2 separate regions of the Homo sapiens genome follow, and region 1 is linked to region 2. A link is an interaction called in ENCODE POLR2A ChIA-PET data of the cell type or tissue named here. Cell type or tissue: Panc1. All regions are shown on one strand. Each heading gives the region's core, and the rest is flanking DNA. Links, peaks and the distances in the headings are about the cores only.

Evidence for each region. Peaks named below come from ENCODE experiments on the same cell type or tissue, not always from the same donor. Only the 100,000 strongest peaks of a DNase experiment are listed, where the experiment ranks them.
Region 1: POLR2A ChIA-PET joins it to region 2 with 12 read pairs; 2 of 35 experiments call an interaction of 5 or more read pairs at or near these places.

The regions. Positions count from the first base shown.
Region 1 is chr19:4,108,916-4,117,206 of GRCh38, forward strand. It overlaps MAP2K2 (mitogen-activated protein kinase kinase 2), which reads right to left. Exons shown (of 11, transcript NM_030662.4): 3 at 1,594-1,740. Among named protein-coding and RNA genes, the nearest start is that of MAP2K2, 11 kb to the right of the region's middle. RefSeq lists enhancers at 431-560, 6,315-6,364 and a silencer at 7,192-7,378. In Panc1, for the core only: no CTCF peak of the experiment used is centred there; no DNase peak of the experiment used is centred there.
Region 2 is chr19:4,300,559-4,308,878 of GRCh38, forward strand. It overlaps TMIGD2 (transmembrane and immunoglobulin domain containing 2), which reads right to left and starts at 1,831. Exons shown (of 5, transcript NM_001169126.2): 1 at 1,782-1,831. The coding sequence starts at 1,827. FSD1 (fibronectin type III and SPRY domain containing 1) reads left to right here and starts at 4,040. Exons shown (of 13, transcript NM_024333.3): 1 at 4,040-4,203; 2 at 5,388-5,483; 3 at 5,640-5,771; 4 at 7,324-7,425. The coding sequence starts at 4,189. RefSeq lists an enhancer at 1,292-1,837 and a silencer at 3,994-4,163. In Panc1, for the core only: no CTCF peak of the experiment used is centred there; no DNase peak of the experiment used is centred there; H3K4me3 peaks cover 281 bases.

The sequences.
Region 1 (8,291 bases), core at 289-8,288, 190 kb before region 2:
TTTCCTCGCCCTTTGATGCCGCCGGCAACGTGACTCTGCGAGCAGCGGGGCAGACGCCAGGTCTCCCTCGCAGGCGGGAAAGGGGCTCCAAGGCGGGTGCTGCCTTGCTCGGGTCACATGGCTACGTGGGGGCCTTGCTCAAATTCACTTCCTGCCTTCATTACAAAACTGTCAAAGGGGATCGCACGTTTGCAGGGTGTCACCCAAGCATTCTGGTTTTGCAAACGACGCTGTGCGGCAGGCGGTCTGATACCTGATGAGCTCGGTGTGGCGGGGTCGGCAGCATTTCCTCCGGGGTTTTGAGCTCTGGCCACTTCTCCTTTTGTTCCACCCAATCTCACCCACTTCTGGGCTTCGAGGCCAGAGTGTCTTAACAAGGGGGCACGTCAGAGTCAATGAAGGGGGTGCCTGTACCCCACCCTAGAGACTGTGGTCCCACAGATCTGAGCTGGGGGAGGCACAGGCCTGCCTTGACAAGCTCAGACTGCCACACTTTCCTGAGAAGGCCATTTAAAAACAGTCATCAGCTTTGTTATGTTTTGAGACAGCATCTCGCTCTGCTGCCCGGGCTGGAGTGCAGTGGCGTGACCAAAGCTCACTGTAGCCTCAACCTCCTGGGCTCAAGTGATCTTCCCACCTCAGCCTCTCATGTAGCTGGTGCTATTTTTATCCCCATTTTTAAATGTTGTTAACAATTTTAAAACAGGCACGTGCCACCACACTCACCTAATATTTTAAATTATAGAGATGGTTTCTCACTATGTTGCCCAGCCTGGTATCGAACTCCTGGGCTTAAATGATCCTCCCACCTCAGCCTCCCAAAATGGTAGGATTACAGGCATGAGCCACCGTGCCCGGCCTAATAGGGATCAGTTTTTAATTGCATCTACCCTGGAACCCAGCAATTCCCTCACACAGCTTACCTCACAGGTGTGCCTGCGAGTCAGTGCCATGTTATTTGAGATAGGGCAGAGACTGGAAACAACCTACGTACCCCCCAAAACGGGAGTGTTTTCCCTCTCTGCTGTCATAAGGACGCCCGGGATACAGCAAGAGAAAAAGCAAAGCTGGGAGGAAGACATGAGTGCTTAAAAAACAAAATCATTGGCTGGGCGCGGTGGCTCACACCTGTAATCCCAGCACTTTGGGAAGTCGAGGCAGGTGGATCACCTGAGGTCAGGAGTTTGAGACCAGCCTGGCCAAGATGGTGAAACCCTGTCTCTACTAAAAATACAAAAATTAGCCAGGAGTGGTGGCGGGCGCCTGTAATCCCAGCTACTCGGGAGGCTGAGTCAGAAGTATCACTTGAATCTGGGAGGTGGAGGTTGCAGTGAGCCGAGATTGTGCCACTACTAGATTCTAGCCTGAGTGACAGAGTGAGACTGCCTCTCAAAAAAACAAAAAGAAAACAAAACAAAACCAAAGGCATCTACATATACATACTTGTATGGCATCGACTGCCTTGAGAAGGATCCCCTGGAAGCCAGCGCACTGTTGCCTCTGAGGAAAGGGGCCGTGAGGGGGTCTTCCTTCTCCCCAACATGCTCTGTTCCGTGGAGGCCCTGCCCCTGCCCCTGCCCCGGACGCACTCACCATGTGTTCCATGCAAATGCTGATCTCCCCGTCACTGTAGAAGGCCCCGTAGAAGCCCACGATGTACGGCGAGTTGCATTCGTGCAGGACCTGCAGCTCGCGGATGATCTGGTTCCGGATGGCCGGCTTGATCTCAAGGTGGATCAGCTGCAAGGGGAGAGGGGCGAGACTGGCTTGGGGGGTGCCCGAAAACGGGATGAAGGCATTTGGGGCCTCTGCTCTGCAGGCGTTCCCAACAGTGGTCAAGACCAACTCAGTACCCCCTCCGCAATTCCACCCCTAGGTGTCTGCCTAGAAGTGGACACATACGTCCACACAGAAACGTGTCCCAAGTGCTCACAGCAGCACGACTCACAGCAGGCAAGGGTGGAAAGAACCCAGGCGTCCACCCAGGGCAGAACAGGCCAACCCAGCGCAGCCCACCCCTCACTGAAACAGGACTCAGCCGTAAAGAGGAACCAGGCCAAGACCCCGGCCACAGCGTGGGTGAACCCTGAGGATGTCATGCTTAGTGCGAGATGCCAGACACAAAAGGCCACATAATATGTGATCCCATTTCTGTGAAATGTCCAGGACAGGCTGATCCAGAGACAGGAAGGGGATGTGTGGGTGCCGGGGGCTGGAGGAGGGGATGGGGGTGACTGCTGATGTGGACAGGGTTCTTTTTGGGGTGATGGAATACTGTAAAATTGACTGTGGTGATGAGGACGATGCCGTGAATATCCTACAATCCACTGAGTCACATACTTTCAAAGGGGACACTGTAAGGTATGTGAATTACACCTCAATAAACCTGTTTTCAAAAAAGACCAATTAAGCAAACACTTAATTCCCACTCAGTTGTAGTGGGAGCTGTGTGAAAGCATTTTTCCCCATCAAATCAGACTTTGACAAAGTGCTTGCCTTTCCCAGGAGGGAGGCAGGGCAATGGCTCCCCTCCAGGCCTCTCTCCACTTGGGGTGGGTCTATCCCGAGCCCCTTCCCACCCTCAAGCTGGAGACACCCCGTGGAGACGTTAGCCACACAGAGCCGCGGGCGCCCCTGAGAATTCTCCCTCTCCTTCAACCCAAGTTCAAGACGGCAGGGGAAATTTTCATCAAGTTGACCCCGGTGCCACTTTAAAAAGGCAAGAAGCCAAAGATCCGCTCAAGAGATGCAGAAAGGAGGCCTGGTGTGTGGCTCACGCCTGTAATCCCGCACTCCGGGAGGCTGAGGTGGGCGGACTGCTTGAGGTCAGGAGTTCAAGACCAGCCGGACCAACATGGTGAAACCCCGTCTCTACTAAAAATACAAATTTAGCCGGGTGTGGTGGCAGGCGCCTGTAATCCCAGCTACTCGGGAGGCTGAGGCAGGAGAATCACTTGAACCCAGGAGGCAGAGGTTGCAGTGAGCCGAGATCGCACCATTGCACTCCAGCCTGGGGGACAAGAGCGAGACTTTGTCTCAAAAAAACCCCCAAAAAAACAAAACAACAACAACAACAACAACAAAAACACCACGGGCAACCCCTAACCCCATGGACAAGCCCCAGAAGAGCCAGGACCCCCAGCATGGCAAGGAGCAGCCTGAGGCTTTGGGACGGCACCCTGGAGAATCACAGCATCCCGCTCCAGCCACTGCAATAAGACAAGAAAAAGACATGGTTTCCACTCATCCGCCACAGAGGCAAAGCCAGGCCCAGGTGCAGTCAGTGAAGGGGCGGCCAAGCACGGAGACAGCTCCTTCCTGGAGGAGACCTGGGGTCAGGACGGGAACAGGAATGGGTAAGACCACCTCAATGTGGCAAAAAGTCCACCAAGGAGAATCAACCCAGGTGCCTGGGGAGCAGCAACAAGGAGGTGACACTGGGGCCGGGCCTTGAGGAAGGACAGAGTCACCATGAGGAGGAGATGGGGGAGGGTGTTCCAGGCAGAGGGACAAAGAGCCGCCTGTCAGCGGGCACGGAGGCATGAAGGAGCCCTCGCTGTGTTCAGGGCAGCAGGAGGCTGACCGTGGCCACAGCACAGGGCGTGTGTGGGGAGTGGCCCCTGCTCTAGGCCTGTGACCTTGAGAAGCATGGCAGGGCCCGGGGCACGGTGCCCACCTCCCCCCGCCCGGCCGCTCCTCAGGCTAAGCGTCTCCCACCTTGACCGCAGCCCTGGCGCTGCCTGCCCCTGCCTGCCCGCCCCTGCCTGCCCCTGTAGCGCTGGCTTCTCCCCTCAGGCCAGCCTGCAGAATCCAGCTCCAGACGGTGGCCCCTGGGCTACTCCACTCCCTCATGGTGACCCCACAGGCCCCAGGGCCACCCCAGCACCCCAGGATGCTCTCCCCTCCAGCCAGGCTGTAACTGAGAGGTGCTGGTGCTCACTCCCGTTGCACAAGGGCCTGGTACTGAAGCTTGGATGTTCACGTGGAGGTTGGGAGATTTACTGGAAAAGGCCACATTTGTTTTCACACCGAGCCCTTGAAGCTTGGTGCGTGTTTTCCATGTTCAGCACGTCCGGACTGACCGCATTTTAAGAGCCCGGTAGCCACATCTGAACGGGGGCTGCTGTCTTGGACGGCTCAGTTCCTGACCAAAAACTTCAAAGGAGCCACAGATGGGTGACAAGAAGCAGGAAAGAGCGCGCGTTCGGCTGGCCGTCGCAAGTCGTAATTTAGGAGAGGAAGTGGCGGATGGGCTACTGGGAGGAATCCCAGAGGCCTTGGAACCCAGGAGCTCCGAACGTGAAATGAGGCCGTCGGAAGCGAGAGGCCTTCTGGAAGGCTGTAGTAAATAGCAGAGGCGAGGGAGGCCAGTCTGCACAGGGCGGCTGCGGCGTGATCTCAGTTTTAATGGTTCTGTAATACCTGGGGCCTGTCGAGCGAGCATTCCAGATAAACGGGCAGCCACCACTGAGGGTGTGCAAGGGGAAAGGCAGACAGACAGACAGATGGACAGGAGGGGAGGGGGCGTTCCTGAGCACCTGCACCCTCTAAAGTTCACCCTGACAAGCCCGGGGGATGGGTGTACTGCCCCACTGGTGCTGACTGAGCAAGCTCAGGTTCGGAGCCTCGGAGCCATGTTCCCAGTGGCATTAGCTGCTAAGTCAGGACTGGGGCTGCCTCGGGGAACACTGGAGCCCGTATTCTTTCCAGGACACCACAGCCCAGGCCGTGCCAGCTCTAATAGCTGATTAAATGTGGATGGTGTCAGGGTGTTAAAACTAAATGCCAGACCTGGCTCGGAGGTGGAGACGGTTGCTACAGAAGAATGAGGAATTTGAGCCAGGGGTGGGGTTGGGGGATTCGGAGTAGGAAAAGAGAGGAAAGAGCTTCACTGAGTGTCAGCGAGAGCAGGAGGGGAAGAGGAGGACCGAGCCGCCCCCCGGCCGCCACCCCGCAGGCCTGGAATGATCTCAGCAACCTCGTAAATCATGGATCAGAAACTGACAGCTCCCAAGCTGGATGTAGCCAAGAGTCACGTGCAGCCCACACTGCGCTTCCAAACATCCTGAATTAGGTGTTGTCAAAAATTGGAAGAGAGCCGGGGCAGTGGCTCACATCTGTAATTCCAGTGCTTTGGGAGGCTGAGGCGGGAGGATCGCTTCAGGCCAGGAGTTCAACACTGGGCAGCGTAGCAAGCCTTCATCTCTACAAGAGATTTTAAAAATTAACACACAGGCTGGGAGCGGTGGCCAGCTAGGGGACCGCAGTGCAGTGGATCTGGAGGCTCAGCCCCGGCAGCTGCTCCCAAGTCCGAGCAGATCCAAGAGGGTTCGAATCCGATTCAGGCACTGACCCCACACAGCCTCGGTTTCTTCAACTGTAAAACGAGGCTGCTGTTCAATTTTAATGAGAACACGCGTCAAAGGTGTTGGCAGCGGCTTCGACTCAGGTCGTCACTTGTGAGACAGCAGCTGGTACTGTGAGGTGGCCTTGGGCAGGCCGTGTGACCGCCACCCTGGAAGTAAGCTACAGCGGAGTGGAGGAACTCAGAGGCGAGAACAAACACTCTCATCTCTGCTATGAGCATGGACAATTCAAAGAAGCCCCACACGCGTAACAAGCAGCAAGTTCTTCACCTATCTCCCTGGCCCAGGTAACGCGGGGACGCTGCTCCAATGGGAGAGGGGTCAGAGGCCACGGTCAAGCCAAAAAGACATTTACAAACCAGCATGACCTCAAATACCGAGACTGGGCCAGGCGCGGTGGCTCACGCCTGTAATCCCAGCAATCTGGGAGGCCAAGATGCATGGATTCCTTGAGGTCAGATGTTTGAGACCAGCCTGGCCAACATGGTGAAACCCCGTCTCTACTAAAAATACAAACATTAGCCAGGCATGCCAGCCACTCAGGAGGCTAAGGGAGGAGAATCGCTTGAACCTGTGAGGTGGAGGTTGCAGTGAGCCGAGATTGTGCCACTGCACTCCAGTCTGGGTGACAGAGCGAGACTCTGTCTCAAAAAAATAAATAAATAAAAATAAGTAAATAAATAAGATGAAATGAAAGGAGCCCTTGCAGCCCTACCTGCATAGCAGCCAGAGCCGCTGAGCCCACGAGCTCAATGCATCCTCTCCCACCCGAGTTTTCGGGCACTTTAAAGAAAACCTAATTTTGAAAGAATTATAGAAGCACAGGAAGTTGCAAAAATAGTAACGAGAGTCCCGTGCGCCCTTTCCCCGCCTCCCCCAAGATGACTGACATCTTACATGACGGAAGGACAGTACTGACACCCAGAGCTGATGCTGGGACATCTCCACCCACCAGACCACAGAACCTGCCCAGCCACGCCTGCCCTCAGGTTCAAAGGCCCCGATCTCCCTTTCCCCGCTACAGTAAAGCTGCAGGTGGGCCCGGCTTCACCTGCGCCTGTCAGCAGGAGCAGGAGCTGCTGATACAGCAAGCATTGGGTTCATGTCCACTGCCCAGCCCATCAGGGACCACTGGAGGCTCCCCCAGAAGCCTGAGGGTCCCTGGCACACACGAGGACTGGCACTGTCTCAAGGCCCTGCTGTGGCTGTGTGAACCACACGCTTGCCTTTTTCCACCCAGTGCTTCGGGCGGAGGCGGACCTGAGCTTTCCAAGGCTGCTCCGGTTTGGAAGAGGCTGCCTGCAGTACGGGGACAGAAATAGCAAGTCCGCGGCTGCACACTTCAGGAGGGAGGGAGGGCAGCACTCTAGAGGCCAGAAGACAGAGCTGCAGAGCTAAATCCCCGCAGGAGTTGAGCCGCTGCTCCCGAGGAAGGCAGGGCCCTCAAGCACTGCTGCCACCTGCGCAGACCCACGGGACTAGGTGCAGTCACGTTCCCCCAGTTTGGGGAACTACAGGATGGTGGGCTTCCAGGAAGAGGCAGCGTTCTAGGTCTGAAAGAACACCGGTGAGGAGCTGAACACCCTGTCAACACTAAGTCCCCTACTTCTGTGTTTAAGAGCCACTGTCCCCAAGTGGTCACATCCTCCCTGTATCCCCTGGGCACTATTCTCAAACACAGAGCACAGAGGCTGCATCATGGCCCAGGAGCCCGGGATGACTAAGCACGGGGGCCGTCAGCACCAGGGCTTGCAGACTTTCAAAGGGTGGGTGACAGTCAGCTTTGTGTGTCTCCTCGGTGAGACCACGGTGCCCAGTTGTCAAACGCCAGTCTAGAGGTTGCTGGGAAGGTATGTTTTTAAGATGTGATTAACCTTTAAATTGGCAGACTCTGAGCAAAGCAGATTACTCCACCCCAGGGTGGGTGAGTCTCAGCCAATCAGCTGAAGGCCTTCAGGGAAAAGCCTGCCCAGGCGCGGTGGCTCATGCCTGTAATCCTAGCACTTTGGGAGGCCGAGGCAAGAGGATCACTTGAGGTCAGGAGTTCGAGACCAGCCTGGCCAACACGGTGAACCCCATCTCTACTAAAAAAACAAAAATTAACTGGGTGTGGTGGCATGCACCTGTAATCCCAGCTACTCGGGAGGCTGAGGCAGGAGAATCCCTTGAACCCAGGAGGTAGAGGTTGCAGTGAGCCAAGATCGCACCACTGCACTCCAGCCAATTCCTTAGAATAAATCTCTCTCTACACATACACTCAAGTATCATTAAGGACAGGGATACACTGAGAAATCCCTCTCTGGGCGATGTCGTCACTGTGCAAACACTGGAAAGCCCATTCCACACCCAGGCTCCCATGCTCTGTACAGCGCAGTGCTGAGCTGCTGTCTGTTTATTTAAATATAGAGAACCGAGGCAGGCGGATCACCTGGGGTCAAGAGTTCCAGACCAGCCTGGCCAACATGGCGAAACCCTGCCTCTACTAAAAACACAAAAAAATGAGCTGGGCCTGGTGGTGTGTGCCTGTAATCCCAGCTACTCGGGAGGCTGAGGCAAGAGAATCCTTGAACCCAGGAGGCGGAGGTTGAAGTGAGCCAAGATCATGCCACTGCACTCCAGCCTGGGCAACAGAGCAAGACCCCGTCTCAAAAAGTAAAAATAAAAATAAAAATAAACATACAGAAGGCACAGCAAAAACATGGCCTGATCATCTTACGTCGCCACCGCTGCGTAGGCGGTCTGTCACTGGCTGAGCCATCGCCCTGAGGTGGCTGTACACATAGGCGCAAACACACACACGCTTCGTCTTCATCGCTTGTTTCTCTGGAGAACCATAACACACTCGCATTTCTGAAACCCCCACGTGCTAGCTTTCTGGGAATATGGATTTCAAGTGCCCTCCAGGGCAGAAAGTAGTCACTGGAG
Region 2 (8,320 bases), core at 312-8,311:
ATAAAAAACAAAACAAAACATTCCTGGGCTCATGTGATCCTCCCACCTCAGCCTCCCAAATTACTGGTGTTACAAGTACATGCCACTGTGCTCAGCCTGACCAGGGATCTTAATGGAAAGGTATAACCAGTGTGAGAAGGAAGGTATTGGGGGGTAAGAGCATTCCAGGCAGTGCACAGCCCATGCAAAGGCCCTGGGGCAGGACTGTGCCTGGCGTGTTGGAGGAACAGCGAGGAGGCCCGTGTGGCTGGAGCAGAGTGAGGACAGGGAGAGAGGGAGGAAGGGTTGGGCAGGGCCTGTGAGCCTTGGGGTGGTGTGGGGAGGTGAAGGAAGTTAAGCAGTTTATGTTTTAATGTAAGTGTGATGGAAAATCAGAAAGCAGGGAAGAAATAGTCCAATTGAAGTTTTTGTTTTTGTTTTTGTTTTTGTTTTGAGATGGGGTCTCACTCTGTTGCCCAGGTGGGAGTGCAGTGGTGTGATCTCGGCTCATTGCAACCTCTGCCTCCCAGGTTCAAGTGATTCTTGTGGCTCAGCCTCTTGAGTAGCTGGGACTACAGGCACTCGCTACCACGCCCAGCTAATTTTTGTATTTTTGGTAGAGATGGGGTTTCACCAACATGGCCAGGCTGGTCTGGAACTCCTGACCTCAAGTGATCCACCTGCCTCAGTCTCCAATTTAAGTTTTAATAAAAAGACCTTGGTTGGGTGTGGTGGCTCATGCCTGTTATCCCAGCCCTTTGGGTGGCCAAGACTGGGTGATTGCTTGAGGCCAGGAGTTCAAGACCAGCCTGGGCAACATAGTGAGACCCATCTCTAAAAAACAAAAATGACTGGGCACGGTGGCTCACGCCTGTAATCCCAGCACTTTGGGAGGCCAAGGTGGGTGGATCATGAGGTCAGGAGTTCGAGACCCACCTGGCCGAGATGGCGAAACCCCGTCTCTACTAAAAATACAAAAAAAATTAGCCAGGCGCAGTGGCGCGCGCCTGCAGTCCCAGCTACTCGGGAGCCTGAGGCAGGAGAATCTCTTGAACCTGGGAGGCAGAGGTTGCAGTCAACCGAGATCGCGTCACTGCACTCTAGCCTGGGTGACAGAGCAAGACTCCTTCTCAAAACAAAACAAAACAAACAAACAAAAAAACACAAATGAACAACAAAAAAGTGCAAGCGGCTGGAATCAGAGGAGAGGGAAAGAGGAATGGAGGTTTTCGCCCCAGGAAATGTGTGAAGGGCAGCAGCCTTTGTCCTTAATTGGAAACACAGAGGGAGCTGCTGCCGGAGTAGAAAGTCTGCTTTTAGCTGTGAGAAGTCTGACGTGTCTGTTAGACCCCCGGAGAAGTTGAGGTTATGTGAAGTTCCTGGCATTTGAGATGCAATTGCAGAGGAGGGTAGAGACATGAGATCTGGAGAAGGGTATTAGGCAGCTGGAACAGCAGGTGCAAAGGCTCGAAGGCCAGATCCAGCCTTCCCATTGCGGAAACAGAGAAAGAAAAGTCCCCAGGCTAGAGCAAGAGGGAGGGAGCAAAGGCACTGCGGAGGGTGGAGATGAGAGAGGCCAGGCCAGGCTGGTATGTAGGGCAAGGTTTAGATTGTATCCTAGGGGCCCTCAGAGGATCCTTCCTTAATCCTCCAGCCCCCATCACGTTCTGAGTCTCGGAGGGAGATGGGCCTTATCTGACAGTAGAGAGACTGAAGTTTAGAGGGGCCCTGAGCTGGGGGGCAGGCAGCTGGGGATGACAGCAAGAGTGGGGTTCAGAGGGGAGGGAGGCCCAGATACTCACCCCAGATCTGCACCAGGAGGCCCAGCACCATGCCCGGGGACCCCATTCCTGGCCCATCACCCCCCTCTCCCCCTCCCAGTTGACAGACTTCCTGCCACAATCTCCGCCTCCCGCTGCAGAAGCAGATGCAACACCCAGGGCCAGACAACAGACGTCCGGTGTTCCAGCCTGCTGGGGGCTCCACTTCCTGCCACCTCGTGCCTCAGTTTCCCCAATGCATTTTCTATCTGAAAGGCAGTGTACGGACCAGGCAACATGGCTCATGTCTGTAATCCCAGCACTTTGGGAGGCCGAGGCAGGTGGATCACCTGAGGTCAGGAGTTCGAGACCAGCTTGGCCAACATGATGAAACCCCTACTAATTTCTACTAAAAATACAGAAATTAGCTGGACATGGTGATGGGCGCCTATAATCCCAGCTACTTGGGAGGCTGAGGCAGGAGAATGGCTTAAACCCGGGAGGCGGAGGTTGCAGTGAGCCAAGATCACGCCACTGCACTCCAGCCTGGGCGACAAGAGTGAAACTCCGTCTCAGAAAAAAAGAAAAGAAAGGCAGTGTATGCAAGTGAGTGGGAGGAATCCACCCCTGTGAGCTTTCTGGAAGGCTCTACATAAACACATCTAGGTACAGGAAGACACAGTGCGAGAGCAGGTGGCTCCGTGGGGGAGGGGCAGGCGACATAGGCCTGAGCAGTGAGTTAAATGACAGGGTCCCTGCCTCAATTATTTTGCTCCCAAAATGTCTTTCTTTTGCTGGGCGCTGTAGCTCACACCTGTAATCCCAGCACTTTGTGAGGCTGAGGTGGGAGGATCACTTGAGCCGAGTTTAAGATCAACCTGGGGTAACACAGCGAGATCCAATCTCTATTAAAAAAAAAAAAAAAAAAAAAAAGATACAGGCTGGGCATGGTGGCCCAGGCCTGTAATCCCAGCACTTTGGGAGGCCAAGGCGGGTGGATCACCTGAGGTCAGGAGTTCAAGACCAGCCTAGCCAACATGGCAAAACCCGGTCTCTACTAAAAATACAAAAATTAGCTGGGCCTAGTGGTGGGCGCCTGTAGTCCCAGCTACTCAGTGGGGTTGAGGCAGGAGAATCGCCAGAACTGGGGAGATGGAGATTACAGGGAGCCGAGATCCTGCCACTGCACTCCAGCCTGGGCGACAGAGTGAGACTGTGTCTCAAAAAAAAAAAAAAAGATACAAAACCAACCCAGGGTGATGGTGCATGCCTATAGTCCCAGCCACTCGGGAGGCTGAGGCAGGAGAACCGCTTGAGCCCAGGAGTTGGAGGCTGCAGTAAGCCATGATTGCGCCCCGTTACTCCAGCCTGGGCAACAGAGTGAGTCCGTCTCTAAAAAAAAATAATAATAATAATTTAAAAAATCTTCCTTTGAGGTTCAGAGAAATAGATTTCTGTTGATAACTTTGGGTCCTATTACATGACCTGCTTGGGGGTCCCGTGGAGGAGGTTCATGGGCTCTCGAGTTCCTCCCAGCCCTGCATCCCTCACCCCTGATTCTGTAGTGCATTCTGGGAGGAGGTGGCGAACCCACAGACCTCAATGTCTCAGACCCAACTGCAGAGTGACCTCCTTTCTCACTCGGACCTAGAAGGCCTGCATCGTACACAGCGTTCCCCTCCACCACAGGGAGGTTCTGCGGTGGCTATGCCTGCACCTCCCCTGCAGACACGTACACCCGCCCAGCCTCCCCTACCCACTCCTTCCCCTCCCCAGAACATTCTGAAGCTCCACCCTTCCCCCCACCGTCTGCTGAGGGACCCTGGATAGATTAGCCCCCAGGTCCTTCCAAAGCTGGACCCAGACATTCTTAGCTTCCGCACCTGGGCTGGCACGGAGACTTCTGGAGGAGCTGTTGGAGCCTGGGGCTTTGTGGGGTGTATAGGAGTTCAGTTGTGACATAGGGACAAATGGAAAGAAGGCACTGGAGGCTAAACACCCTCTTGGGCAAAAGCCTTAGATTTTCAGTAAATGCCAGGCGGGCTAGACAATTTGAGTAGCAACGGATAACCTGTGTGAGTGAACAAGTGGGGAAACTGAGGCACGGGAGCATTAGAGATGATTCTGAGGTCCCACGGCAGGGCCAGGGGTCGAGCCCCTTGTCTTCTCATCCAAGGCTCTCTCCAGCTCACATATCACCACCAACACCGCCCAGTGAGCCCCAGGCGCTGGATGTGAGGGCTCTGGGCGAGGCCAGCGCGGAACTACATTTCCCAGGCGGCCGCGGCGGGTGCGCCTGCGCAATGCGCGCGGTGATGGAGCGCTAACCGGGGGCGCGGCGGCGGCGAGGGCTCGGCGGGCCATTGGCTACCGGCCGCGGCAAAGGCAGCTTGGGGACCCAGCGTGCGCGGGGCCCGCGGGCCGGGCCGGGGTGACCTGGGCTGCAGCCATGGAAGAACAGAGGGTAGGACGGGGTGGGGCAGGGCGGGCCCGCAGGGGCGTCGGGGGCGGGGAAGGGGACCAGGTGTTGCCGCAGCGCCCCCACTCCCTCCCCGCCTCCACCCCAGCTGCTCTGCGGCTGAGGCCCCACCCCATTCGCGACCCCGCCCGGATCTAGCCCCCCTACCCCAGTTTGGGACGCAGCCCCCCCACATCTTGGCTTGGGGCCAGGCACGTGCCTTCTACGCCCCCCCACCCTGCCCAGTATCCCAGTCCCATCCCTGACCCCCATCCCCCACGCCCTCCCTCCTGGCCGCGGACCAGGCGTCCCGGCCCCCCGCCCCACCCCTGGAAGACGCCCCGCCAGCTCCGCAGTGCGGACCCCACCGACCCTGCCCCAGGAAAAAGGAGCAGGTTGGAGCCTGGGTCAGAGCAAGAGGCTCCCGAGCGGGATCCTCCCTCCCAGAATCCCCTGCCCTTCCCCAAGACCTCCCTGCCCCCTCCCCGCTTACCTGGCGCCCCCGCATCCCTGGCCCCCAGGTTCCACCTTTGCCCAGGTAATTTCTTTCTCCTTGCTTATCTTTCTCCCCCAGGTAGGCCCCACCCCTGTTCCGAGGCTAGCCCCTATCCCAGGCTATCCCACCTCCCTGGGGTTTTTCCTTCCACCGAGAACCCTTTCCCCAGGTTAGCCCATTTTCCAGCAGACATCCTTCTCCTCTGGGGTTTTCTGTCCTCAGGCTAGCCCCTCACGCCCCACCTTCAGGATGTAGGTATCGGGTTGTAGCCTTTGTGCTCAAGCACGCCTGGTTCGGGGCCAGGGTCTGTCCCTTCCTGAGAGGTTCTCTGTGAGCCTCAGTTTCCTCTCCTGTAATATGGGGTAGCTTAGGGCGCCCAGCTGCTATGGGTGAATTGTATCAGCCCGGAGCTTTACCTCCTGGCTGGTGCCCAAGCTCAATAGCGTGGCAGCCCCCACATCTCCTCTCTGGATCCCTGGAGGGGAGCGCGGGTCAGGGAGCCTGGCCAGGCTGACGGGCTCACCTGCCTGCCGTGTGTGTGTGCGCATGTGTGTGCATGTGTGTGCGCACGCGTGTGCATTTATGTACGTGTGTGCATGTGTGTGCACGTGTGTACATGTGCGTACACGTGTGTGTACCTGTGTGCGCACATGTGTGTGTGCACCTGTGTGTGTCCACACTTCTGGTGGTGCAGGAGGCCCTGAGGAAGATCATCAAAACACTGGCTGTGAAGAATGAAGAAATTCAGAGCTTTATCTACTCCCTGAAACAGATGCTGCTGAACGTGGAGGTGAAGGCGGTGGGGCAGTCCTGGGGAGGTAAGGGGAGGGGAGGAAGCTGGAGGGTGCAGCCTTAGGAACTGGCCCATTGCTGTTGATGCCTGTGGGAGGTCTCAGGTTCCCTCTCTGAACACGGGCTTTGGCCGATTCTGGCTGTTCCGACCCAGGCGAACTCGGCGAAGGTGCAGGAGGACCTCGAAGCAGAGTTCCAGTCCCTCTTCTCCCTCCTGGAGGAGCTGAAAGAAGGCATGCTTATGAAGATAAAACAGGACCGTGCCAGCCGTACCTACGAGCTGCAGGTGAGGGCTGAGGGCATCTTCCTCTCCCCCCGCCCCTCCTACTCAACAGAACGTAGCTGACCTCGGCACCTTCCTCCAAAAACTGGGTGCTCTCGAGTTTCTGATCTCTCCCCTGACCCCTCCATCCACCTGTACACTCTCTCTTTTTTTTTTTTGAGACGGAGGTCTCGCTCTGTCGCCCAGGCTGGAGTGCAGTGGCATGATATCGGCTCACTGCAACCTCCGCCTCCTGGGTTCAAGCAATTCTCCTACCTCAGCCTCCCAAGTAGCTGGGATTACAGGTACCCGCCATCATGCTGGGCTAATTTTCGTATTTTTAGTAGAGATGGGGTTTCACCGTGTGGGCCAAGCTGACCTCAGGTGATCCTCCTGCCTCAGCCTCCCAAAGTGCTGGGATGACAGGCATGAGCCCCCGCGCCTGGCCCATCTGTGCTCTCTCTGAATCCCCTCTCCATCACGGCGTCCCCGAGTCTGGCTCAGATCTTCCCCTCCTGTCTTCACTCAGTGCCTCCGGTTTCTCAGCCCTTCCCACTGGCCCCCCAGATCTGAAGGTATCACCTCCACTCAAACACCACCCATGGCTCCCGTGGGCTGTCACTCAGACTCCAAGCTGGAGTCACACAGGCTGCATCCAGACCTCCTGGGCAACTTCCTGACATCCCAGATTCCTGTCCCAGGGGGAATCTAGAGCCCTGGAGCTCGGATGTGGCCTAGGCATGTGAGTTTTTGGTTTGTTTTGTTTTGAGACAGAGTCTTATTCTGTCACCCAGGCTGGAGTCCAGTGGCGCAATCATGCCTCACTGCAGCGTCCGCCTCCCAGGCTTAAGCGATTCTCCCATCTTAGCCTCCCAAGTAGCTGGGACCACAGGAAGGTGCCACCACGCCCAGCTCATTTTTGTATTTTTTGGTGGAGACTGGTTTTCACCATGTTGCCTAGACTAGTCTTGAACTCATGGGCTCAAGCGATCCTCCTGCCTTGGCCTCCCAAATTGCTGGGATTACAGGCATGAGCCTCTGTGCCTGGCTCATGTGAGTTTTTTTTGTTTTGTTTTGTTTTTGAGATGGAGTCTCTCTCTGTGACCCAGGCTGGATCAGTTGCACAACCTCAGCTCACTGCAACCTCCGCCTCCCGGGTTCAAGTGATTCTCCTGCCTCAGCCTCCCGAGTAGCTGGGATTAGAGGTGCCCACCACCACACCCAGCTACTTTTTTCTATGTTTAGTGGAGACAGGGTTTCACTGTGTTGGCCAGGCTAGTCTTGAACTCCTGACCTCAGGTGATCCTCCCGCCTCAGCCTCCCAAAGTGCTGGGATTACAGGCCTGAGCCACCACACCCGGCCTTACGTGTTTTTAGGGAAGGGATTCCCCAGGGATTCTGTTCTGCTCCCCGAGCCCAGCCCCATTTGGTGGGGCGCTCAAGGCTCCAATCTCCATCTCTCACCTGGAGTTCGAGAAGGGCATGGTACCCTGGATTCTGAATGGGGTGGGGAGCCCTCAGGGGGCCTGAGGCAGTGGGGTGAGTTGTCCCCTCCTTTGGTGCCTGGTATCCACAGAACCAGCTGGCTGCCTGCACGCGGGCCCTGGAGAGCTCCGAGGAGCTTCTGGAGACAGCCAACCAGACTCTGCAGGCCATGGACAGCGAGGACTTTCCTCAGGTGGGTGCCTCTGATGCTGCCAGGTAAAGAACAGTGTGCCCAGTCACGTTTGCATTTCAGGTGAACAAGCACATTTTTAGTGTAAGTATAGCCCACCCATGCGATAGTTGGCAAAAGTACATACTGATACCAAGAAAGTGTCCAGGCCGGGCACAGTGGCTACGCCTGTAATCCCAGCACTTTGGGAGGCTGAGGCAGTGGATCACCTGAGGTCAGGAGTTCAAGACTAGCCTGGCCAACACGGGGAAACCCCATCTCTACTAAAAATACAAACATTAGCTGGATGTGGTGGTGGGCGCCTGTAATCCCAGCTACTTGGGAGGCTGAGGCGGGAGAATCGCTTGAACCTGGGAGGCAGAGGTTGCCGTGAGCTGAGATTGTGTCACTGCATTCCAGACTGGGCAACAGAGGGAGACTTCATCTCAAAAACAAAGAAAAAAAGAAAAGAAAGCATTCAGGCTGGGTGCAGTGGCTCATGCCTGTAATACCAGCAGTTTGGGAGGCCGAGGCAGGAGGATTGCTTGAGGCCAGGAGTTTCAGACCAACATGGGCAACATAGTGAAACCCCATCTCTACAAAAAATAAAATAATTGGCCAGGCACAGGGGCTCATGCCTGTAATCCCAGCACTTTGGGAGGCCAAGGCGGGCGGATCACGAGGTCAGGAGATCAAGACCATCCTAACACAGTGAAACCCCGTCTCTACTAAAAAAAAATACAAATAAATTAGCCGGGCGTGGTGGCGGGCACCTGTAGTTCCAGCTACTCGGGAGGCTGAGGCAGGAGAATGGCGTGAACTCGGGAGGCGGAGCTTGCAGTGAGCCAAGATCGCGCCACCGCACTCCAGCCTGGGCAACAGAGCGAGACTCCGTCGCAAAAAAAAGAGATTGAGACCA